Regions from separate parts of the Mus musculus genome. Here regions 2 and 3 are each linked to region 1. A link is a loop called in an ENCODE intact Hi-C map of the cell type or tissue named here. Cell type or tissue: gastrocnemius. All regions are shown on one strand. Links, peaks and the distances in the headings refer to the core of each region. The heading gives the core; the rest is flanking DNA.

What was found. Peaks named below come from ENCODE experiments on the same cell type or tissue, not always from the same donor. Only the 100,000 strongest peaks of a DNase experiment are listed, where the experiment ranks them.
Region 2: a loop joins it to region 1, with 6 times the contacts of the local background. A loop is called at or near these places in 41 of 42 quality-filtered maps.
Region 3: a loop joins it to region 1, with 4 times the contacts of the local background. A loop is called at or near these places in 31 of 42 quality-filtered maps.

The regions. Positions count from the first base shown.
Region 1 is chr2:167,535,040-167,542,454 of GRCm38, reverse strand. Snai1 (snail family zinc finger 1) reads right to left here and starts at 4,260. Exons shown (of 3, transcript NM_011427.3): 1 at 4,084-4,260; 2 at 3,257-3,784; 3 at 1-556. The coding sequence starts at 4,165. The coding sequence ends at 372. It also overlaps the pseudogene Gm11474. In gastrocnemius, for the core only: a CTCF peak has its summit at 4,489 (motif pointing left); DNase peaks (open chromatin) are centred at 3,719 and 4,409; H3K4me3 peaks cover 3,190 bases; H3K27ac peaks cover 2,756 bases.
Region 2 is chr2:167,602,489-167,609,903 of GRCm38, reverse strand. Ube2v1 (ubiquitin-conjugating enzyme E2 variant 1) reads left to right here. Exons shown (of 4, transcript NM_023230.2): 4 at 657-2,265. The coding sequence ends at 803. Gm11476 (a long non-coding RNA gene) reads right to left here. Exons shown (of 4, transcript XR_866991.2): 3 at 5,131-5,268; 4 at 2,054-3,723. Among named protein-coding and RNA genes, the nearest start is that of Gm31619, 17 kb to the right of the region's middle. In gastrocnemius, for the core only: a CTCF peak has its summit at 4,516 (motif pointing right); DNase peaks (open chromatin) are centred at 3,173 and 4,528; H3K27ac peaks cover 2,628 bases.
Region 3 is chr2:167,891,866-167,899,280 of GRCm38, reverse strand. No RefSeq gene overlaps it. Among named protein-coding and RNA genes, the nearest start is that of Gm33033, 18 kb to the right of the region's middle. In gastrocnemius, for the core only: a CTCF peak has its summit at 4,003; DNase peaks (open chromatin) are centred at 2,210 and 4,018; H3K4me3 peaks cover 500 bases.

The DNA.
Region 1 (7,415 bases), core at 1,628-6,627:
GGGAGGGGAACTATTGCATAGTCTGTTGTACCTCAAAGAAGGTGGCCTGAAGGGTCCTTGAGGGAGGTAGGGAAGTGGGGTCCCCTGAGCGGGGTTCAAGCTTCCCAGCCAGTGGGTTGGCTTTAGTTCTATGGCTCGAAGCAGCTGTGTCCAGAGGCTACACCTCATGAATACTGAGGGGTAGGAGGCTCTGGGCGGGTACAAAGGCACTCCATCAGCCACCTGCGGCAAAGGCCACCAAGAGAGCCAAGCAGGAACCAGGTCCAGACATGGACGCCACAGGTCCCCGGACCAAGGCTGGAAGGAGTCCTGGCAGTGAGGAGGAGGGTGAGCTCCGGGAAGATGCCAGCGAGGATGGGGAGGTAGCAGGGTCAGCGAGGGCCTCCGGAGCAGCCAGACTCTTGGTGCTTGTGGAGCAAGGACATGCGGGAGAAGGTTCGGGCACAGGCCTGGCACTGGTATCTCTTCACATCCGAGTGGGTTTGGAGGTGGGCACGCAGGTTGGAGCGGTCAGCAAAAGCACGGTTGCAGTGGGAGCAGGAGAATGGCTTCTCACCTGGGGAGAGATACCAGCAGGGTTAGGAAGGCCTGGACAGGGCCCGGTCAGCCCAAGCACAGCCAGACCTGCACTGGATGCGGGTCTCTGGGCTTCCTGCTGTGCAGCCCTGAACACCACCAGACTGCTGAGTCTCCAAACTCCAGGCGGGGCTCACTGAAACAAAGTCCTTCCCACCTGGCAGGCACTGAACACTTCTGATTGACCTGTCATCTGTCCCTTCTGCAGTCCTATTAGAGGTGGGGAAACTGAGGCACAGAGGTACGCAGCAGGCTCTAGGTCACCCACCATACCTCCATAGCCCGGGTTGTAGTCACTGCCTCAGGCAGGGGAGCTGCGACTGGACTTCCTATTACCAGCCTTGAATTTACTTTGATTTACTTTGTCTGGGACAAAGCTTGAGAGGCAGCCTGGAGAGGCCTCCCCACCCCCACCCAGAGCCAGCAAGGCCATTCCTCTGCATGCTGCCAGCAGCCCACCGCTCTGCAGTAAGGAAGCTCTCCTTAACTAACTGCAAGCCCAGGGGCTTACAGACATCTGGGATCCTGACCGGATCCGTGCCCAGCCAGGGCTATAAGGACACACGGGGGCTCTGTGTCCAGTAAGTGCTTAATTACATGCTGTGTAGCTGAAGACTTCTGTGGGTTTGTGCCCCCGAGGATGGCTGAAAGCGGCTCTGTTCAGTGAATACCTGAATTAATAAATGTGCTTTTTAAAAAAGGGGACCTGAGCCTGGGGGTCCATATTTGTAACCCAGCATTGTAGAGACAGAGGGAGGAGGGTCTCTGGTTTAAACCCAGTCTGGCTGAGTTAACAAATACCGACAAAACCAAACATCTGCTGCACCCCTACTATGTGCCAAGCATGAGGCTGTAATGCCAAACGGATTTTCAAAACAAGGCAAGCCTCCCGTCCCTCCCAGCCTGCTAGTCCACAGGCGGTGCCCTTTGGTTGGATTCTAGTGATGGAATTCGGGGCTGAGGAATGGCGCCTGGGTGTGCTGAGCCTCTGGATAGAGGAAATCTCAGCAGGGATCCTGCGGGATCCACCCACTCAGCAGGTATTCACTGAACAGAGCCGCTTTCAGCCCCCCTAGGGGGCACAAACCCACACAAGTCTTCAGCTACACAGGTGGGGCTCCAAAGCCCTGGGTGGTGGTGGACCTTGGCAATCTGTGGGTCCCTACAAGTAAGGGGTGTTGCCCCCTCCCTAGAATGGCCTAACCACTACCTGTCCGTTTAGCAGGGACAGGCGAACTGAAGTACTTAACAAAAGGGAGGTTTCAAGATAACACAGGGTGGGATGGAGCTGGGAGTCTCTGGGCTTGCACAGGAAGTGTAGACACCCCCCCCCCCACACACACACACACTCTCTCTCTCTTCACAGATCCCCGACCCCCAGACGCCTTCATAGTGTTCCTGGCAAGTGTGAAATCGGCACCAGGCCGGCTGGGACAAAGGCCACTAAGGGGGACACTGTACATGTGATACCCCCTGGATTAAAGGGGCCTGCCGTGCAATGAGCCAGCAGCTGCGGCCAAGAACAGGTGCTGGGCACCGCTGCCCCGTGCACCTGCTCTAACCCTGCAGGCCCCCACCCCCTGGGCTACCATTAAGACACACAATGGAACTCCTAGAGAACTGGGTGGTGCATTTCAAGGAGGGTTTTGTCTGAGCCATGCCTTTACATCAAAACAAAGTCCCTGGGGGGTGGGGGGTGGTCGGAGGCAGCCTAGGACCCTGAGGGCTTCAGCTCTTCCCCAAAGTAGAGCCCCACAGCTTAGCAACCCAGCCGGAGAGAGGCAGCCTGTTACACTTTTATAGGTTAAATCTGAGGCAATCCGTGCCTGGGGGGGGGAAACGGGTAATCTTATTCAAGTAATAAAGGTGTCAGTGAGACCTGCAAATACCTCCCTGCCACCCCCAGGCCTCACTGCCCCAATGCTGGCCACCACAAGAGACGCACAGCTCTACCCCAAAGCCTGACACACTTTCCAAAGAGCAGCCCAACCGGAACCCCCACCAAGCCTGGCTGAAGCCTTCCCTCACTTCTAGAAGCTTCCCACGTGGCCCAAGGCTGAGAGGACAGCAAAGTCATGTCTTTGTTTCTCTTCTTAAAAAAAAAAAAAAAAAAAAAAAAAAAAGATGTGTCTATTCTATTCTTGTCCTACATGGATTGGTATGTTGCCTGCATGTATGTCTGTATGAGGGTGTCAGGTCCTCTGGAACTGGACTCTTAACAGGCAGTTAGTTAAGTTGTGAACTACCATGTGTGCTGGGAATTGAACTCAGGACCTCTGGAAGAGTAGCCAGTGCTCTAACCACTGAGCCGTCTTCATAGTCACTGGGAAGTCATTTCTTAGTGGCACCTGCACCTAGCACTTCACTCTACAAAGACCCCACGAAGTGTTCTCTGATACATTTTAGAAACGAGGAAACTGGGGAAGTTCTCGACTCAGGATTCAAGGCCAGGTGCAGAATATCCTGTCTAGCAATATCCTGTCTGACTTCTACAGTGTGGGTTGAGCCCGGATAGGGAACACCTCTTCACTCCTAGCCTCGAACAGCAAGGTACAGAATGGAGAACAACCAACATCTACTTTGTCCACTGCTTGGCAGCCTTAGGAGTAAGTGTTGAGTCCCCCCAGGGTCTAAGGCCAAACAGCCCAGACTCAGAGCTCAGCTATGCACACTCACTCACCAGTGTGGGTGCGGACGTGGCCCTGAAGCAGCCAGGGCCTAGAGAAGGCCTTTCCACAGGTCGTGCAGACACAAGGCAGCGTGTGGCTTCGGATGTGCATCTTCAGAGCGCCCAGGCTGAGGTACTCCTTGTTACAATATTTGCAGTTGAAGATCTTCCGCGACTGGGGGTCCTTGGCCACCGAGAGCCTGGCCAGCTGCTTGGGAAGTTGGCCCAAGCCAGGGAAGGCGATGAAGGCCTCGGCCTCCAGGGAGGAGGCCGAGGTGGACGAGAAGGACGACGGCGCCGGCGAGGGCGGGCTGGGCGGCTGGGAGCTTTTGCCACTGTCCTCATCGGACAGCGAGGTCAGCTCTACGGCCTTGGGGCTCTCCCGCAGCGGGAGGGTGGCCCAGGCAACCGGCCGCACTTGGGGTACCAGGAGAGAGTCCCAGATGAGGGTGGGCAGCGAAGCGGCGGGGTTGAGGACCTCGGGCGGAGGGATGGCGGCCAGCAGGTGGGCCTGGTCGTAGGGCTGCTGGAAGGTGAACTCTGCGGGAAGAGAAGAGACAGCAGGGAGTCAGCTGAGCGGATTCTCGGGGCGCCAGGTGGGGGGGCTTCCCGCCCGCCCCTCCCCTCCCCCGCCCGGACTCCGCAAAGCTACCCCCGCCTTCGAGTCTTCAACTCCCGGAGCCTCCCCGTCCCGGGTCAAAGACACCCTCGGTGGATCCCAACTGCCAAGACCCGGAGCTCCAGATCCACCTGTCGCGCCCGCAGAGCCCGATTCTCACCTCCCCCCAGCACCCTTGGGATCCCCCCCAGCCGCCCGCGTCCCGCACCCCACCACGCACCCACACACGCGTCCTGCAGCTCGCTATAGTTGGGCTTCCGGCGGGGGTCGGACGGCTTCCTGACCAGGAAGGAGCGCGGCATGTTGGCCAGAGCGACCTAGGTAGTCGGGGTCACCGGGTCGCGCAAGGTCGGTAGTCAACTCCGCTCGCGAGGCCCGGCCGCACACTACGATCCCCTAGCAGCAGCAAATTCCTTTAAGTACCAGGGCTGGGGGCGTGACCGTACTGTTGGTCACGCCCCTTTGTCAAGGCTGAGCCAATGGCTGGCGGCGGCGCGGCCGGAGACTGAGACCGGAGCAGGTGCGCCTGGGCTGCTGGGGCTCCCGCCGCGTGGCGCTGAGATTCCGCTTGGGCTCCTCCCGGACCGGACCGCGCGGCTTCCGAGCTCCTCGGGCGACCCCTGGTGGCCGCGCCTGCCCCACGACGAGCGCGGTGCCCCGCAACATCCCCGAGCTGCTGACCTTTGGGCGCTGGGGAGCCAGAAAGTGCGATGATATGCACGCGCTTAGGGGTTCCTGGAACTGTCTACACAGCCCTGAACAAAACACTACCCAGGGATGCCCTACGCAAGGATGGCTTCCCGGCCGTGGGAGAGAGAGACAGACAGAATAAACAGAGGATTCGAATACTAAAGGGAGGTGTGATTTGATGAAAGGAGGTGGGGAGAGACAGCTGTGACTGTCAATGAACGGTCACCTGACAGGGGAGGGTGTCTATGACTTCCTAGAGGAAGTGAAGAAGCACCGAGGGGAAAGGCCCGGGGTAAGAATCAGTAACTTCTGCCTGTCCAACCTTTGAGAGCAGGTTCCAGGATGAGGTTGGTGTTGGGCAGACCCTGAGGGGTCCGATTTCCTGGCCTCGGGTCTTTGGAGGAGTTTGGACTTTGCCTTACAGGCACTGGGGAGTCACGGAAGGACTTTCAGCTGAGGACGGACGTGTTTAGAGTTGCATTGTGAAACACCAATAAGGGCAGGTGCGAGGCAGAGGTAGCAAGGACCAGGGCTAAGGCTCCCGACTTCCTGAAAATCGTGTTGGAACGTTCACAGGGAGGAAGGGTGGCCTCGGAAACCAAACCCACACCCCCATAGTATGGGGTTATAAACACCTATAAAGCAGAGGGTCTACGGAAACCTCTGGGGCACCAGCTAGCATCGAGTCTCTAGGCACTGGAGGTAACAACAGGGAATAGAATCAGACTCCCAGCACTGGGGGTGGGGGGTGGGGGAGTGGGAGGATGGTCAGACAACAGGCAACCATCGTGGAGAACACTGCCCTCTGGGTAGATTTAGTTCATCCATGAGTCTCCCTGAGTCCAGAGGGAGAGCACACAGCGCCCCACCACCACCCTCGTCCCAACGGACAAGTCAGCTGACTAGGTTTTGACTTTTCTCCATCCCCTATGATCAGAGAACAGGCTTTCCTACCACGGGGCCTTGCTTGGTACCTGCCTTCCTCCAGTCCTGTTTTCTCTTCCAGATCCACACCTGGCTAGGCTTCCTTTCATCCCTTTCATCCTTTGTTTCAGCAGCCCCCCACTCCACCCCCTCAGCCTCCCCCAAGCCTGCTTAGTAAGAAGGAAAGAGAAAGGCAAATGAAGCCCACAAGGGGAGGCCTGTTCACAACCTCACACCTGCCAGAGGCCTGAAAGTAAAACTTGGTCAAATGATGGATGCTGGCTGGCATGCCGCTTAGGAAAGGTGTGACTTAGCCCCTAACGGGTGACAGGTGACTCTCCACGCCCAGGAAGCTCCCTTCCTAGGCCGACTGCCACCTAGGGTTTTTCAGCCAAGCTTTTCCTCAAGAGTGTCTGAAAACACCTAAGCCCGCCCTGCCCTCACTGGCAGACACATCCTGATTCGCTTATCTAGGGCGGGGTTGTTGGCATCGAATTTTAACTGTCAAAAGGACTGGATGCCTCTAAAGAGCAACCAAAGCTAAGAACCCACGGCCAGCCTCAAACCCAGACCAAACAAAAGGACAGTCCTGACACCTGTAAATAACCCCCCCCAGCCCCCCACAGGGTTTCTCTTTAGACCAGGCTGCCCTTGAACTCAGAGATTCACCTGGCTCCACCTCCCAAGTGCTGGGATCAAAGGTGTGTGCCACCATGGCCTGGCTGACACCTGTACTCTTAATATCAAAAAGAAAAAGGAAGAGAGAGAGAGAGAGAGAAAGAGAGAGAGAGAGAGAGAGAGAGCAGAAATCCCAAACAAAACAAAACAAAACACTCAAATATCTATCAACAATAGACACGGACTAACCAGGTTGCATACCCACAATAGAAGACCATACAGCAGCAAACAATAGCTACAGCCAGATGGGGGATACATCTGTATCCCTTCTACTTTGGAGGCAGAGCTAGAAAGCTTGGGACTTTGAGGCTAGCACTGAGAAGCCCGTCAGGAAAAGAAAGGAAGGCAGGCGTAGAGTATGTACAATTCCACACAACAAGCAGGACGTGGTGGCGCACGCCTTTGATCCCAGCACTCGAGAGGCAGAGGCAGGCAGATTTCTGAGTTCGAGGCCAGCCTGGTCTACAGAGTGAGTTTCAGGACAGCCAGGGCTATACAGAGAAACCCTGTCTCGAAAAACAACAACAACAACAACAACAACAACAACAACAACAACAACAAAATCCATGCAACAAGGCAGGCTGTAGAGTGTGTACAATTCCATGCAACAGCAGAATGATTCCCACCCCACAGTGATAAGCAAAAGCCAGGAACCAGTGTGCGGTTAGCTGCAGCTGGTCAAAAGTAGGAGTGGAATAGAATTCTGGACGCTCCTGCACTTCCAGAATGAAGGGGGGAGGGACGGGGGGTGGGGTGGGGGGATGTTTAATGTAGAATCTTCTTTAAAAAAAACAAAAAAAAAAAAACCCAAAAGGTATTTATGGCTGCTCTTGTTGTATCCCAAGCCAGCTCCCGACATGGGACTGAAGGACAAATGAAAGAGGCTCACTGGATCCGGAGACCCCAAAGAGGAAGAGGAGGAGGAAGAATTAGGGGACCCCGCCCCCAACAACAGTGAGAAAGCACTGTGAACAGCTGGAGAAGTGTGTAAAGGCCCAGGAACAACTAGAGTTGTGTGATAAGCGCGTGTCTTCCTGATCACAGTCAGAAGAGGGCTGTACAGAGGAGCTCTTTGACTTCCTGCATGCACGGGACCACTGTGTGGCCCCCACGCTCTTTAAAAGCTTGAAGTAAATGTGCAGATTCACCTGCCTCGGCCTTGTCCCTGGGAATCAGGAACAGTTCCTTGTGGATTTGAACATTGGTTTCTAATGCAGTGAGTTCTTCAGAACCTCACTGATTTGGGCAGGTAGCTTCTCT
Region 2 (7,415 bases), core at 1,586-6,585, 67 kb before region 1:
CATGGCAGCCCTCTGTCTGAGCCCCTGCATTAGCGTTGTCCATGGCCTTGAAGGCCTGACCTTGAGAGGTCAAGGTTGCAGCGCTGTCTACAACTGCAGCCCTCTGTAGAGCTCAGGCCTTACACAGGCTGGCCACACCTCGGCTGTAAATCCCCAATCTGTGTCTTGCTTGCTAGAGGCTTGGAGGCGCTGTGCCTGTCCTGTCCTAGGAGTCTTCAGAAGATGGGCCAGAGAAGTAGAAATTAGCATTCCTGCCACTTGTCCTATGTTGTTCTGTGTTGGAGCCACTTGTCCTATGTGTTACTGTGTCGGAGCCACTAACTCCTTAGTGACCTAAGAGACCTGGGCACCATGGCTGCTCTTGCTACCTGCCCCACCCTGGGTACACATTGGAGAAAGGACAGGGCATGGGCGCCAGGTGCTTGTTGGTCAGGATGGGCCCAGTTTGGCCAAGTTAAGTCTCCCTGTGTGCCTCAGGCTCTGCTAGTTTTCTTCATGCCAGGACCCAGAAAAAGGAGGCAAGACTGTCTGCAGGAGGGCAGCTTGGCCCAGCCCATGGGTTTGATGGGCCTGTGGGCTGGGCATATCAGCCCCGGGGAGGGCGGGAAGGTTTTGCTGCTGAGTCTACAGTAATGTGTGCATTTGCCTCTGCGCAGGTGGATCCGAGAGCCACGGCAGTGCTGGCAAAGTGGCAGAACTCCCACAGCATCAAAGTCATCCTGCAGGAACTGCGGCGCCTGATGATGTCAAAAGAGAACATGAAGCTGCCACAGCCGCCGGAAGGACAGTGTTACAGCAATTAGTCACCAAGGCCCCGGCCTCCCCTCCCCATCCAACCCAAGTCTTCATTTTCCACAGTAGTGAATTTTCTAGATACATCTGTAGACCTCAAAGTACCGGAGAGGAAGCTCCACTCAGCCTTCATCCTGAGACACTGTTCTGATACTAACTTCTCGTCCATTTGAAATACCTAAGTTGTGCTGTGTAACATCAACTGTTGAGTGTAACCGCTGTCTGCCTGGTTGAACTTCTGGGATCAAGAAGGTGTTGAAATCGGTTTCCTGTGGGAGCGGTGGGCACAGCTAACGCAACTGTGAACAGACACGTCACACAATCACCTGCTGCTGGCCCTTGGCCTGGGTCTGCCTTTGCCCGCCCCGCCCTCCGCCACAGCTGTGTGGTGGCCCTTAGAATAGATGGGAAGGCTTCAGGTAGCAGTTGTGGGACTGACTACTGCTGGGCTTGGGGCGCTTTGGCTGCACCCCTGCTTCTTAAGTCTTAAGTGATGCCCCATCCAAGCCATGGTCCCCACTCCTCCACTCCCACCCTTGGCCAAAGCTTAGATTGTAACCCTCCCCTCCCTCTGAAATTGGCCGCGGGTGAGGAATTCAGGGCTTCCCGTGTCCCCACCTTTATCAAGGGGTGCTGCTTCCCCTCCTCAACTCCCCTGTTGCCCATCACCACCCAACACTTGCTGTGGCCAGAAGCCATCAGATGAGGTTGGAATTGCCTGGCCTCCCTCACTTAGCTCCGGACCACACTCACCTGCCACCAGCCTGGGAAGGGAGCGCCGGGTCCTCAGCCCTGCTGCCACCGTCAGCCCTCGAGCTTTGTGCTCAGGTCTAAGGTAAACAGCAGTCACAGGGCGACTCGGACCGGCCAGCGCTCAGGGTCCTTGGTGAAAAGATGCCTAGAGAAAGGCCATGCGGAGTCCTCAGTGCACACGGTTCTGAGTTGGTTCCTTTTCCCATCATTGCTTTGCTTTTACACATTGAAGAGGTTTGAACAGGGCTCTCGTCACCCTGGCCACCCATCGGGTCTGATGTGGAGCCTGACAGCTGGAGCACGAGGCCCTGACCCTGCAGACTCAGGTTTCAGTGTTGCTCCTCAGACCCTCTGCAGGGACCAGGAGGAGCTCTGTGTCCCCATGTTTGCAGATCATCTGCAGATCCGTGGGCCTGGCCTCCTGGCTCACTGCCACGCTCCCCACTCTGTTCAGGACCACTAAATGTTGAAATGTGGATGCATACCGAAATAAAGGCAATCCGTTGTGTTGCAGAGCTCGGTGGTTTTATTTTAAGCACGTGTGTGGCTCCACCTTCTGAAGCAGCAGCTATGAGGTCTAAAGAGTGGCTGGTGGGGCCTTTGATCTATCTGGGGCAAACTAGCTCTCCGGTAGGCACCCTGTAAGTCAAGCTTGACTGTCCATAAGCAACGTTCTGTCGTCGTCCGAGTCTACTATAATAAAAAAGTATGCTTTGATACAGGGCAGGCTGTGCCCTTCTTCAGCCTATTCAGTGGGGCCTGCCTGATGGCTGAAACCAGCACTTTACCTCTTAGGAAAACATTCAGGGTTCTCCAGCCAAGTTTAGGCTCTTCCCTCACTGTGCATGAGGGACAGACCTCTCGATACTTGGTGAGATGCAATGTCAGGCACAGTGAGGCAGGGTCTGGCTATTTCATAACCCTGGCTGTCCTGGAACTCACTCTGCAGAGCAGGCCGGCCTCCAACTCTCCAATTCTCCTGCCTCTGCTCCTAGGTGCTGGGATTAAAGGGCTGCTCTCCACTACAAGCCGAAACATAGCTGTTAAAGGCTCTTCAGGCGGGGAATTTGACCTAGAGACCCTGGGAAAAGCAAAGTGGCTGGTTGTGGTTGTACACACCTGTAGCCCTCCTCCTTAGGGGCGATGCAGGAGGATGAGTTCAAGACTCCAGGGAAGTATGTCCTCTTTGAGCCTCACAGGCCCCATGAATGACTAGTTAAGTCTAGCAGATCACAGCAAAATGGGTGTGGCGTAGGTACTTGGGTAAAAATGAAAATTGGTTTCCCCTTGCTTAAGTTGCCTTGGGGCACTCCAGCTGCTGGCTCCTTGGGGAGAGCCTGCACTGGTTGGACTCTATGCTAAAATTGGACGGATGTGTCATAGCTGTGATGTTGCAAACAAGAATTTCGATCTGATAGAGTGGCAGCTGTCTACCATACAAGGGGTGAGAGCAGGTCTGAATGTCTTGACTCAGGAGTTGAGCTTCATCCTGGAGATACACAGGCCAGCCTACAGCTGGGGCAGACATTCCCTCTGGCACATGGCGCAACAGGCTGCCCTCCAGAAGGCCCTGCCAGACCCCAGGTGCTTGGTGCTGGCCTGGGCTTGTTAGTTCACTGCCAGGTCACTTGGGGCTCCAGGCTGGGGTCTCCACTCAGCAGAGCTTGCAGACAGTACATCCTCCTTTGAGGGTGTGACCTCACGTGACCCCAGCATGAGCCCACAGGATCTGGCTTTTGCACTGTGGGGTCCACGTGGGTCCCTTGATGTCCAACAGCTGCAATGGCTTGGGAGATGGAGATCCTAGAGCCAGTCTTGTAGCTGCTGCCACCAGCTGTCACTGAGAAGCCACCGTGCACACACAGGTGTGAAGGTCTCATTCAACACCAACATTTTCCGTGGAAGTAAATTTTACATGCTGTCTCCCAGAAACCACAAGTCCGGTAGCCTACTGGTACATGGGCAACAGTGGCCAAGCCTGTAGTCTCTGTGGGGTACCAGGTCCTCCCACGATGTTTAATGTGTGTCCTTTGGCTTTTAGGGAGCCACAGTTCTAGGAGCTCTTTGAGGAACGCGCTATGGCCTCAGGAGCCTGGGTGCTGGCATTTGTGTTCCCGAGCGGCTGGGCAGGAAGCTGATGAGGACACCATCCACCTGTCCCCGTCATCACAGCTGCTGCTAAATGTCAGTCATGAGAAACCAGAAGTGTCAGTAAACAGAAGAGGTGTGTGGCGGGGGTCACTTTAGGATCATCTTTTTTTTTTTTTCTTTTTAAATTCCATATGCAATAGTGAGTCTCATTCTGACGTTTCACACGTTAGTGTGTCCTGATCATGTGACCTCCGGTTTACACTTATGCTTTTTGTGAGCGAGAGTCTCTTGTAGCTTCCCAGCAGATCCTGGGCAGACACAGCCAGACCATCCCCACTGGGACTAGCTTTATCTTGGGGCACTGCTTCTGGTTACCAGAGGCATTCAGTAAGGAGGAGTGATGTCACCTACCGTCAAGACCATGATAGTGACCCTTAGTTGACTGAGGTGTGGCAATGACGAGAAAAGCCTATCTCAAATGTGTAAAAAAAAAAAAAAATCACGTCAGGGTGGGCGTGTGGCTGAAGCTGACACATTCAGGCTCTATCACACCTGATAGGGACATATTTATTCCTATTGTTTGCCCCTCCTGCCCCACTGAGCGTCAGCTGTGAGCAGCGAGGCCCAGCCTAACTCCACAAATGCTACTGACTGAGTGGAACCGAGGCAGAGGCGGGGTAGGCATTGTTGAGGGTGTGAGGAGGGAATGCACCAGTTCTCCATTGTAGGCCTCAAGGCCAGAGTCTACTGTATGACTTCAGGCAGGTTCACTAACCTCTCCGTGCCTGGGTCACACACCGCTGCAAACACCTTGGCCCAAGTCTGCATGAAGTACTGCCTCCAGGTTCAGCTCAAGCCTTAGCACCCATTGAAGTCAGCAGAGGGCGCCCTTGTGCTACAGACTACTGCCTCACCCACATCGGTTCCCAGCCAGCTGGACTAAAACAGGGACAGGTGGGGACAGATGTGGCCACTGAGCAGGAAAGGAGTTCCCAGCTCCAGGGTGTCCCGCAGAGAAAACAGCAGAGAAAGGCAGTCCCCCACCCCTTAACTTGTGCTGTCCCTTGGCTCCTGAGATTTCAGTGAGGGTAGAGGCAGGGGTGGGGTCTCAGGGGTGGGGTCCTCTGGAGGCCACCAACTGCAGGCAAAGGCCTAAAGGGCCCCGGGGCGAAACAGAAGAGGAAAAATGGGTGTCTGGAACACAGGCCTCATAGGCCAGCCTTTCCCCTTGTGGAGCTGGTGAGGTGAGGTGTCTGTTTCTGTGGGGACAGTGCACTGAAGGTCATTTCTGTCATTATTTTCCCTGTTCCCTGTTCCCACCCCTGAGCAGCCTCACCCGCACCTGAGGCGAGTATCTGAGAAGAAACTCCTTTCTGTTTCCCCACCTGCCCATCAGCCCTTCCCCAGGCGACAGCCCTGACAGTCCCCTTTCCATCCGGTAAAGACCCAGCCCCGAGCTGCCCCCAGCAGGCTTTCCTCCCCTGACACACTCACCCAGCAAGCATCTTGTGTGTGCTCACTGCGTGTCAGAGCCTGTGCAGTGAACAAGAGCTGTGAGTTGGGATGGTAGTGGGCTGGGGGACTAGGAGGCAGGTGCACACAGTGTGGCTTTAGAGGTGTCCAGAGAGTGCCCTGTGGAGATCAAGGGGTGATGGAGAGGATAGTCAGTGCCTTTGAAGGGGTGACTGACCAGGCACTGTTGGCAGTTCTAGGTGGGGGAGGCTGAGACCACAGGCCTGGGTTGAAAGGTTCGGGTCACAGTGTCACACTAATGCCCCCAGTGTGCCGCACTGAACAGGTACCCAAGGAACAGATAAAGGGACATGTGACAGTCTGGGAACCCCTGCAACCTCCCACTGGCTCAGTGGACACAGAACAATGGCCCGTCACCCACAGAAGGAGCTGGGACTGCTGTACCCACCACTCACAGTTTGGGGGCCACCTCTCCTACTCAGTAAACTCCCAGCATTCCTGGCCCACTGTGAACCCATGACTTGCTCCTCAGGTAGGGGTCACTTCTTCCCCGCCAGCCTCCCAGTGCACCCGTGGCTCTCTGGCACTCGCTTATATCACAGCTTCCTCAGAACATAATTATTTTTTCTCTCAGATAATTCAGACCAGGAGACTCCCCGACCCCTTCTGGCCACACTCTCACCCCCCTCCCTAACTGACCCCTCTGACATAGTGATTGCTTCAGGTCAGAGACCCGATGCCCAAAAGCCCTGGCTTCCCTCCTGGCCCAGCCCCAAGAACCTGGTTGCGCCCACCCATCCACCCAGGTCTACCCACTTAGCTGTATTCTTTTCCAGAACCCAAACTCTTATCATTCTGACACACCCTTTGCATCCAGAAAGCACAGGACTCTACAGTTTATACAGTGAGCCACATTACAATGCCTTCACTTAGACAGGAACACGCTGAGGCGCCCACTTCTGCATTCACCCTGCTCAACTAGTGTGTGTATGTGTGTGTGTGTGTGTGTGTGTTACTACCAGAGCCCCAAAGGTGTAGCAGAAAGCTGACCACTGGCACACTATGCTGGCAGAGGTGACCTAGGATGGCCATGACCCCTGCAGAGACAGGAAATTGACAGTAACAAATTATATAGAGGAGTTAAGGCAGAGAATGGGTTCGCACAGACGGGGCAGAGGGTCCCTGGAGTCGGAGAAAGCCAACGAGGTAGCCCTCGAACAAAGATGGAGAATCTGCCAGCATCCGAGGGGAGAAAGGTTTCAGACAGATGAGACTAGAGCAAAAGCCCCCGAGGCAGGGGCATGGTAGACTTGAAGTTGTAGCTGGGAGGTCTGCATAGCTGCAAGGGAGCAAGGAAGGAGGAGGCAGGGGACAAGGAAGTGACCGTGTCCCTGAAGCAAGGCTGGAATCTACGCTGGTGCCCCAGACCAAGGCCAGAGCTACTGATGATTTGGGTACCAGGTACCTTACTCTGCAGCCTGGTTCAACAAACCCACCAGGACTGTGTAGCTGCAGGGCTGGCCTCCCACCCTGTCACTGCTTGTCCCTCTGTGGCCTGAGTCCAGCAAACCTTAGCCAGCTGTTTGCTGCTGGGGTGAGCAAGGACTCTGATACCCAGGGAGGGGCGCCATCTGCTCAAAGACAGCACGTTTGAGTATGGGCCTGCGAGCCGGGGTTAGCTCTCCCTCCACAAGTTGGCAGGGTCTGTCTGTCCTTCAGAGGACCCTGGAGCAGCACATCTCTATCTATAAGCTCTGTGATATGGATAAGCATGGGCTCTGGGACAAGTCCCAAACTCAGATCTACCGCAAGTGCCCTCTGAGTGGCCGTAGCCTGAATGTCATGGGCCCCCAGAATCCCTCACACCACAAGGGTCCCTCCAAGAACCATGTTCTGTGGCTGCTAATGGGGACTACTGGCCTTCTTCCCTGCCACCTTTCCTTCCTTCTCAACACCCCTTGACCCAGAAACCAGGACTTTCTATAGGCCCTGGGGTCAGAGGGAGACACCTGGTACACTGCCCTGGGTGAGACACTCACTTCCCATAACAAGCCACCTGTGTTCCACAGCTTTGGGCCTGGAACTTTAACAGTTTCAAGGCTGTTTCCCCTCTTCCGGGCTCTTCTTGGGCACAGGCTATAGTGGGGTCCTGCTGCAAGAAGTGAGGGGCAGGTGGCTTAGAGGGTTAGTGAGCCCTGTCATACCAGAGAGACCTCTCCAAAGTCAGTCAGTTGTCACACCTGTGGGGCTGACTCTAGCACCCAGAGGGCAGGAACCAAGGACACTGTGAGCCCCAGGTGACCAGG
Region 3 (7,415 bases), core at 1,586-6,585, 360 kb before region 1:
GCCTTTTTAAAAAAAAAATTTTGATTATTCTGTTTTCAGATTGGGTCTCCCTGCAAAGCTATTTCCAGGGAGAAGACAATTGGGGCTACCCTGATAGGATAAGGGCGGTAGACCAAGAACCAATCTATCCAAGTCTGTCTTGGCGAACTTTTGGATGCATGGGTGAGGGACTCTTACAGGATCGTGGGTGACTCCCCCACACACCCCTGCGTCTGCAAGGCTGCAACCCCTCCTCATTGTTTTTTCTTTGCTTGCCCATTTTCAGGCCACTTGGATACTCCAGAGGATTTAACCACCACGTGAAGCAGGGTAGGTACGGTGTCAGCTTGCTACAAGCTAGCATCATCTGGGAAGAGAACTGCAGTGAAGAATTGTCTGTACGGTGCTAGCTTGTGGACATGTCTGTGGGGGATTGTCTTAACTATGGTAATTACATTAGCTGACATGGGAAGACGCAGCCCGCAGCAGGCACAAGCAAGCAAGCAAGCAAGCAAGCAAGCAAGCAAGCAAGCAAGCGTGCAGGGAGCATGCGGTCATCCTCTATGCTCTTGACTGTGGATCTGACTAGCTGCTTCAAGCTCCGGCCTCGGGAACTGACCTGGCATTGTGGATTATAATTTGGAACCTTAGTTTGCTTTCGCCAGGATACTTTATCTCAATAACAGAAACTAGGAAAGACACACATCATCCTACAAGGGACCAGTAGGCCGGAGCCTCGTGCAGGCTCTGCCACTGGGCCTTACTGCCAGTTACTGTACCCTGCCTGCTGTCAGAGTTGCTTGATAACCCTCGTTAAGGAACTACATTTCGGCTGCTGGGCGCATGGTGCGTGCGGCTGCTGTGCGTATGCTCAAGTGCGCGAGGAGGAACCTTGGTGGTTCTCTTCCACTCATCCTGTTCCGACATGGGCTCACGCAACACGTGGGATCAGGGTTCCCCCAGGAAGTCAACTTTTTCAATTGGTCACCCAAATTCGCACATCTTCTCTGTCCTGAGCACGTGGGAAATAAGCCAGTCTCCCAGCGGATATAGGCGCTATGGTTGTCCTCATTTTACCGACTATGGAGAGGTTAAGTAACCCACTCAAAGCCGCACAGCTGGCCTGGTGGGAGGGCTTTTAAAACGACAATTCACCAGAACCCATCTGGTTCTGCAAAACTGGCCAAACTCCCGGGAGCTGTTTTCAAAAGGCGCCCATTCAGCCAGCCTGGGCATCAGGGCCTGGGGACTTGTAATGCCAGACAGTGATTCTAAAAAGCAGCTGAGACTTGGGGGAACCCTGGCTGGTGGCTTTCTTTAGATGGCCATAAGGATTTTCTCCACAGGACTCAAGTGACAAAGGAAAACAAACCTACCTACTACCACTTCCTGTTTAGAGGAGAGAAGAGAGATCTTCATGGACGCATGTTATGGAAATTTCCAAGCACACGAACGTTCTCAGAGCTGAGTGATTAAGAATTTTAATTAAATTAATTAATTAATTAATTAATTTTAAGAATTTGTAGACTCCGGAGCGCAGCGCAGAGCTGTGTGATAGATGTGATGGATGCCTGGGGGATGGGGTGTGTATGGGGGTGGGGTGAGGGTGAGGCCTGCATCTCAAAGGTTTCAGAGGTTGGTAATCACGCTTTGGGGTCCTGTGTTCTACACACATCCTATCACCATACCTTAGTCATGGGGCAAATCCTCGAGGCAAGAGCTGCTGGGAAATGCTAACCAGCAGTGGGCCTCCCCATGATCCTGTCATGAGGTGCAGAGAAAGGTGTTGTCATGGGTGTCTCCGTGCGTGCCACAGGGCCTGTGTGGAGTTTGTTCTTCTTTTCCACCTTTGTGTGGGTTCCGAGGTACTTAGCTTAGGTACCAGGCTTGCATGGTAAGTGCCTTTATCAATGGGGCCATCTTGCCAGCCCTTCCCCACCTTGTTTTTGGAGGCAGGGTCTCTCGAAGGAGACCGTCCCTTCTGCTAGGCTACCTGGCCCTAGGGGTTCAATTGTCACCACCTGCCCAGGCCTGAGACTACAAGACTGTGCCACCACACCTAGCCTTTACTGGGCTGTAGAAGCTTAACCCATGCTCTTGGGCGTTCATGACAGGCAGCTGACTGCCCGAGCCATCTCCCCTGCTCCTGCCCCCCCAGGCACCACAGAAGAGCATAAAGTTTGGACTCTGGGACACAACACATTCCTCACCCCCTGGAGGAGCCTGTGCCATATGGTTTCAGGATCGCATCTAACCATGACTGCCAACTTCAGGAGGCCCCACTTGGCCGGTCTCTGGCTTGGGCTATGCCGTATGGCTGGATAATGCAATAGACACATGTGGGGCCTTTGCATTATCAACAGTAACAGATTAGAGCCAACAACGCTTATTTTAAAATTTCTTCTCTGGGGTATTGTCATCAGGGTTAGGGTAGACATTAATTAATATTTTGCTGATTATGTAAGAAGCCACATGTGGGGACTCAGATCGCTTTTGGCTGGAGACTCTGACTCCCAGCAGCTCTTGCACCAGACGAGGGTAAGGTTTGTGGATGAAGATGAGGAGGGTGGACTTGATCTTGAGGCCACGAGGGGCCATGCAAGAGGTTATATCAGGAGAGAGCCCTGAACAGCATTTAATGCAAATTAAATACAAGGTGGCAGTCAGGCAGAGTCTATGCTGTGATCTGGACAATGTTTGGGAGATCCCAACATGAACCACAGCAACGGGGAGTAACGATCGTCACACTTAAAACGCTGGTCCCGTTTCTCCACCCATTGCCGTCTTTCCTACGTATGCTGCCATGTCTAGGGCACGTTCTTCTTTTAAAAGCACATATTTTTCCCTTACTTAAATATTTATTTTTGAGACAGGCTCTCAGGTCGGCACTGAATGCTCCAAAAAGTATAATGTGGTGTTGAACTCCTAGTCTCCTGACTACATTGCTCGTGTGTGTGTGTCCACCCCAGCTAACCTAGGGGTTTGTGCATGCTAGCCTGAACAAACCCTCTACCAACCAAGTTATCTCCCTAGCCCCAAGTGAGTTTGGTTTCTAGATTGTGTGTGTGTGTGTGTTGTTGTTGTTGTTGTTGTTGTTGTTGCTCTTGGAGATCAGAGGAGGAAATCCGATGCCCTGGAACTGGAGTTACATATGGTTACATGCTGCCAAGTGGGTCCTGGGAACTGGACTCCAGTCCTTTGGCAGAACCAAAAGTAGTCTTAGATACAGAGTGGTCTCTTCAGCCCAAGAATTTAGCTTTTAAAGGAAATCGCCTCACTCCATTGTGCACAACATCCCAGCTGGGGCTTTGCTGCCACTAAGAGACCCCAGATTCTCAGCAGCTTGTTAGGGGTGCTGGTAGCTGTCCTAGAACTCCTTCCTGGCCCTTCAGCCTCAGCCTCTGAAATGTTGGGGTCACAGAAGAGCACCCACACCCACTGTATGACTGGCTGGTCCTGGGATGGGCCACGTCTGTTTGTGTGTCATCCACCCCTGTTCAGCCGCAGACTCAGGAGCACAACTCCATCAAGCCATTGCTGCTACAGAGAGAAAAGAGTCAGACCCAAGGATGGCTTCCGAAGATCCTGTTCAGAAGTTCAGCTCACCTAGTAAAAATCTCCTGTGCCACGCCATCTACTACATGGTCTGCGATGGGAGCCGGGCTCTTGGCCTGTTGTAGTGTTATGTCTTCATTGGATCAGCCTTGTTCACTTGCAGGGATCTATCCTTATCAGGCCCGGGAACCTCAGACATTCCCTAGGAGAAGTGGGCGGGGGAGCTTCTCAGCCCCTCTTCCCATGCGAGTGTGTGTGAGAGTGAGTGAGTGAGTGAGTGAGTGAGTGAGAGTGAGTGAGTGAGTGAGTGAGTGAGTGAGTGAGTGAGTGAGTGAGTGAGTGAGTGAGTGTGCTGTGGTGTGCGCCCTGAGCTGGGCCCACCCGAAGTTCCCGCGTGAACGAACATCGATCGGGTGGGCATTTGCGGAACGATACTGCGGTCCATGAGCAGTTCCAGGCGCGCCCGCCAGGTGTCGCCCCTTCCCAGCGGTCGGAAGGCGCTGCTGAGCGGGCGGGTACCAGGGAGCCGGTGACGCACTGTTTGAACCAAGCTCATCCAGTCGGTCGGTCTCCCAGGTTAGGTTGCTTCTGAAGCCTTGATGCTCACGAGCCGCCCAGCATTTCTACGCGCCTCGTGTTGTATAGATGGGAAGTGAGGTTGAGGGAGTTGTAGAGCCTCAGGGGTCCCAGCTAGTAAATGGGAGACAGAATTCCACCTCGGACTGAGTCAGACACACGAAGAGTTCTGACACCCAGCAGGAGGCAGTAGGATCCATGTTATTTTAATAGGTACTCCGTCTCAGACAGACACTAGGCAAAAACAAACAAACAAACACCTGGGAGACTTCAAAAGTTTGTTGTTGTTTTTTTTTAGTCACTTAACTCTACTTTGAAAATCATTATTATTTTGATTTAGAAATCTCTAGGAGGTTGAGGCATGAGAATCAAGAGTTGAAGGTCAGCTTGATCTTCATAGAAGACATCCTTGGCTCCAAGGAGGAGGAAGAGGAGAAGGAGGAGGAGGGGGAGGGGGGAGGGGGAGGGGGGAGGAGAGGAGAAGGAGGAAGAGGAGGAAAACTACCCACTCTCAGGTCTTGAGGCAGTGCCTTCCTGACAATGATGTTATTCTTATTTCTCTTTGAAATCTTCATGGGCTGGCAAGATAGCTCAGTAGGTAAAGGTGCTTGCTGCCAACCTGGACAAACTTGATCCCAGGGATACACATGGTAGAAAGAGACTGCTTCTGCAAGCTGACCTTCACAAACATGCTGTGGTGTGAGTGTGCATACATACATACACACAAATAAATAAATAAATAAAAGAATGTCATTTCTTTAAAATTGTTTTTTTCTTCTTCTTCTGGTTTTTCCAGACAAGGTTTCTCTGTGCAACAGCCCTGGCTGTGCTGGAACCTGCCGATTTGTAGACCAGACTGACCTCGAACTCACAGAGATCCTCTTGCCTCTGCCTCCTGAGTGCTGGGATTAAAGGCATGCACCACCATGCCTGGCGTAATCTTTTAATCTTAAAATAAATCAGCTAAGAAATGAACACATATGGGAAAATGTTGTAATAGGAAACTGAGACCAGGGTGGGGGGGTGTTGACTTTGTAGTGCATGGCTCCTACGTGTAGAGTCACAACTCTACCCTAGACTGAGTTAGAGGGCTAGGACTCGGCTGCCTAAAGAGAGTGGGTTGTTCTCTGCGTCTGCTGACTGCCAGACCCGGTACCTCTCCTCCACCTCCCCTCCTGCAAACCCTCGTGGTCACTGTGTCTCAGGGATTGTTGCTGAGAGAGCCAGGAGGTAGGTGCTAGGCACGTGAGCAGATTCCTGTCCTCCCTGTTGCTCCACACCCTGTTCTGAGCAAGTTTGTTTTCTTTTTCCCCCTCTTAACAATGCACCTTGGTGATCCCTCCAGACCAACACCAGGAAAACGTGCTTCACACATTCCACAGTGCGAACATAAACTTGAACCTCGATGGGTGCCTGGCCATAGCTGTTTCTAAGCTTTGTAGCTAATAAACACCACACAATTATCGCCTGTGCGCTCAAGCCACTGCTCTGTTCCCTCTGATGCACTCCTAGAGACTCTGCTGTCCGTCACAGGACACAGGCTTTTGAAACTTCCACAATGATTGTCTAAATGTTTAAGGTTGAACCTACTCAGAGACATTCAGCCCAGATGCCAGGGAGGCCCTGGTTTTTCCTGCCTGGAGCCCGGGCCCACTACAGTCAGGCTCTATCTCCACCTGGCCAGTAGAGGACATAACTGTCCACAAGGTCTAGCCTGGAGCACTCATCATTTTATGTTAGGGCTTGAGTTTTAAAGTGCGTGTCCAGGATCAGTGAGGCGGCTCAACGGGTGAAGCAGCTTGCCACCAAGCCTGATGACTTGAGTTCGATTCCCTGGACCTGTATGGTGGAAGGAGAGAACAGACTCATTTGACAACACACACACACACACACACACACACACACACACACACCATGGCCTGCACATGCCCCTTCCCGGCCAAATAAATTTGAAAACATACTCTCTAAGAGATGCATGTGTGGGCCATTTGCCTTGCTTTTCTGTAGAGAGGCGAGTGTTTTGTTTATTCGTTTGTTTTCCCTATTTCTCTACTTCTAGCGAACAGTTGTATTTCTGACGGCTTGGCAGGATTGCTTCTTAAATGTTTATTTTAAGACAGGAGCTTGCTCTGTAGCCCAAGGGCTGACATGACAGGTGTGTGTTTACTCGGGGCTGGGGGGGTCTTTACTAGGGCTGAGGGAGTGCAGAGTTTGGCATCACATATGTTAGCAATGTACATGTTTTAAGCATATGTATGAAACAAAGACAGAACCCTCACGGGCCATGGCGGTTCACCCTCTCTTCTCTAAGTGTGCCTTTGCACTAAACTTATTTATTGTCTGTTTAAGGATTTTTAGTGGTGTAACAGGAAAGTCAGAAGTCCAAGGTCATCCTTGAGGACATAGCAAGATGGACCACGACAAGTCGCCCTGACGAACACAGCATCTGATCCACACCACCCTCCACGGGGTCTGACGAACACAGCATCTGATCCACACCACCCTGCACGCCGTCTGACGAACACAGCATCTGATCCACACCACCCTCCACGGGGTCTTTTTGTTTGTTTGTTTGGGTTTTTTTGTTTTTGTTTCGAGACAGGGTTTCTCGGTATAGCCCTGGCTGTCCTGGAACTCACTCTGTAAACCAGGCTGGCCTCGAACTCAGAAATCCGCCTGCCTCTGCCTCCCGAGTACTGGAATTAAAGGCGTGCGCCACCACGCCCGGCCCTCCATGCGATCTTAAGAAGATCCTGCCAACAAGACCAACCACCCGCTCCAGCTCCATTTTACAGATGGGCAAACCGAAGCTCAGAGGAGAAAGGTTTCACCTAAGGTCTCATGGCTGCTGAGTGACAGAGGGCTCAACTCCATATCCATATTTCTTTGCTACTTCTGCCATTACCCACTGTGACCCTTCTGCCTGAGGAACAGCCTTGGTGAACCGAGAGGGGTCCCACTCTGTACCCTCCGCCGGAAATATCTGTAGTTCAAGGTCCTGGCCACTGAGAGGCGCTGGAGACACGTTCCTTGCCTGGTGAGTAGGGCCAGGAACAGACTCCCTCCAGGCAGAGTCTCTGCTAGCTGGGGTGGCTCGGGGCAGAGCGACTATCTCCTGTCACACATGGGCAGCTCCTTCGGCCTTCACTTCCCTACAGGGACTTCAGGGTTGCAGAGCTGTGTGGCCCAGCTCAGCTGGGGACATGCTTTCCTGAGGCCGTCATCTTTCTCTGGGGATGGGGCTGTCCTGCACCCAGCAGGGAGTTTAACAGTGGTAGCTCTTCCCACTGAAATAGAGTCCAAGC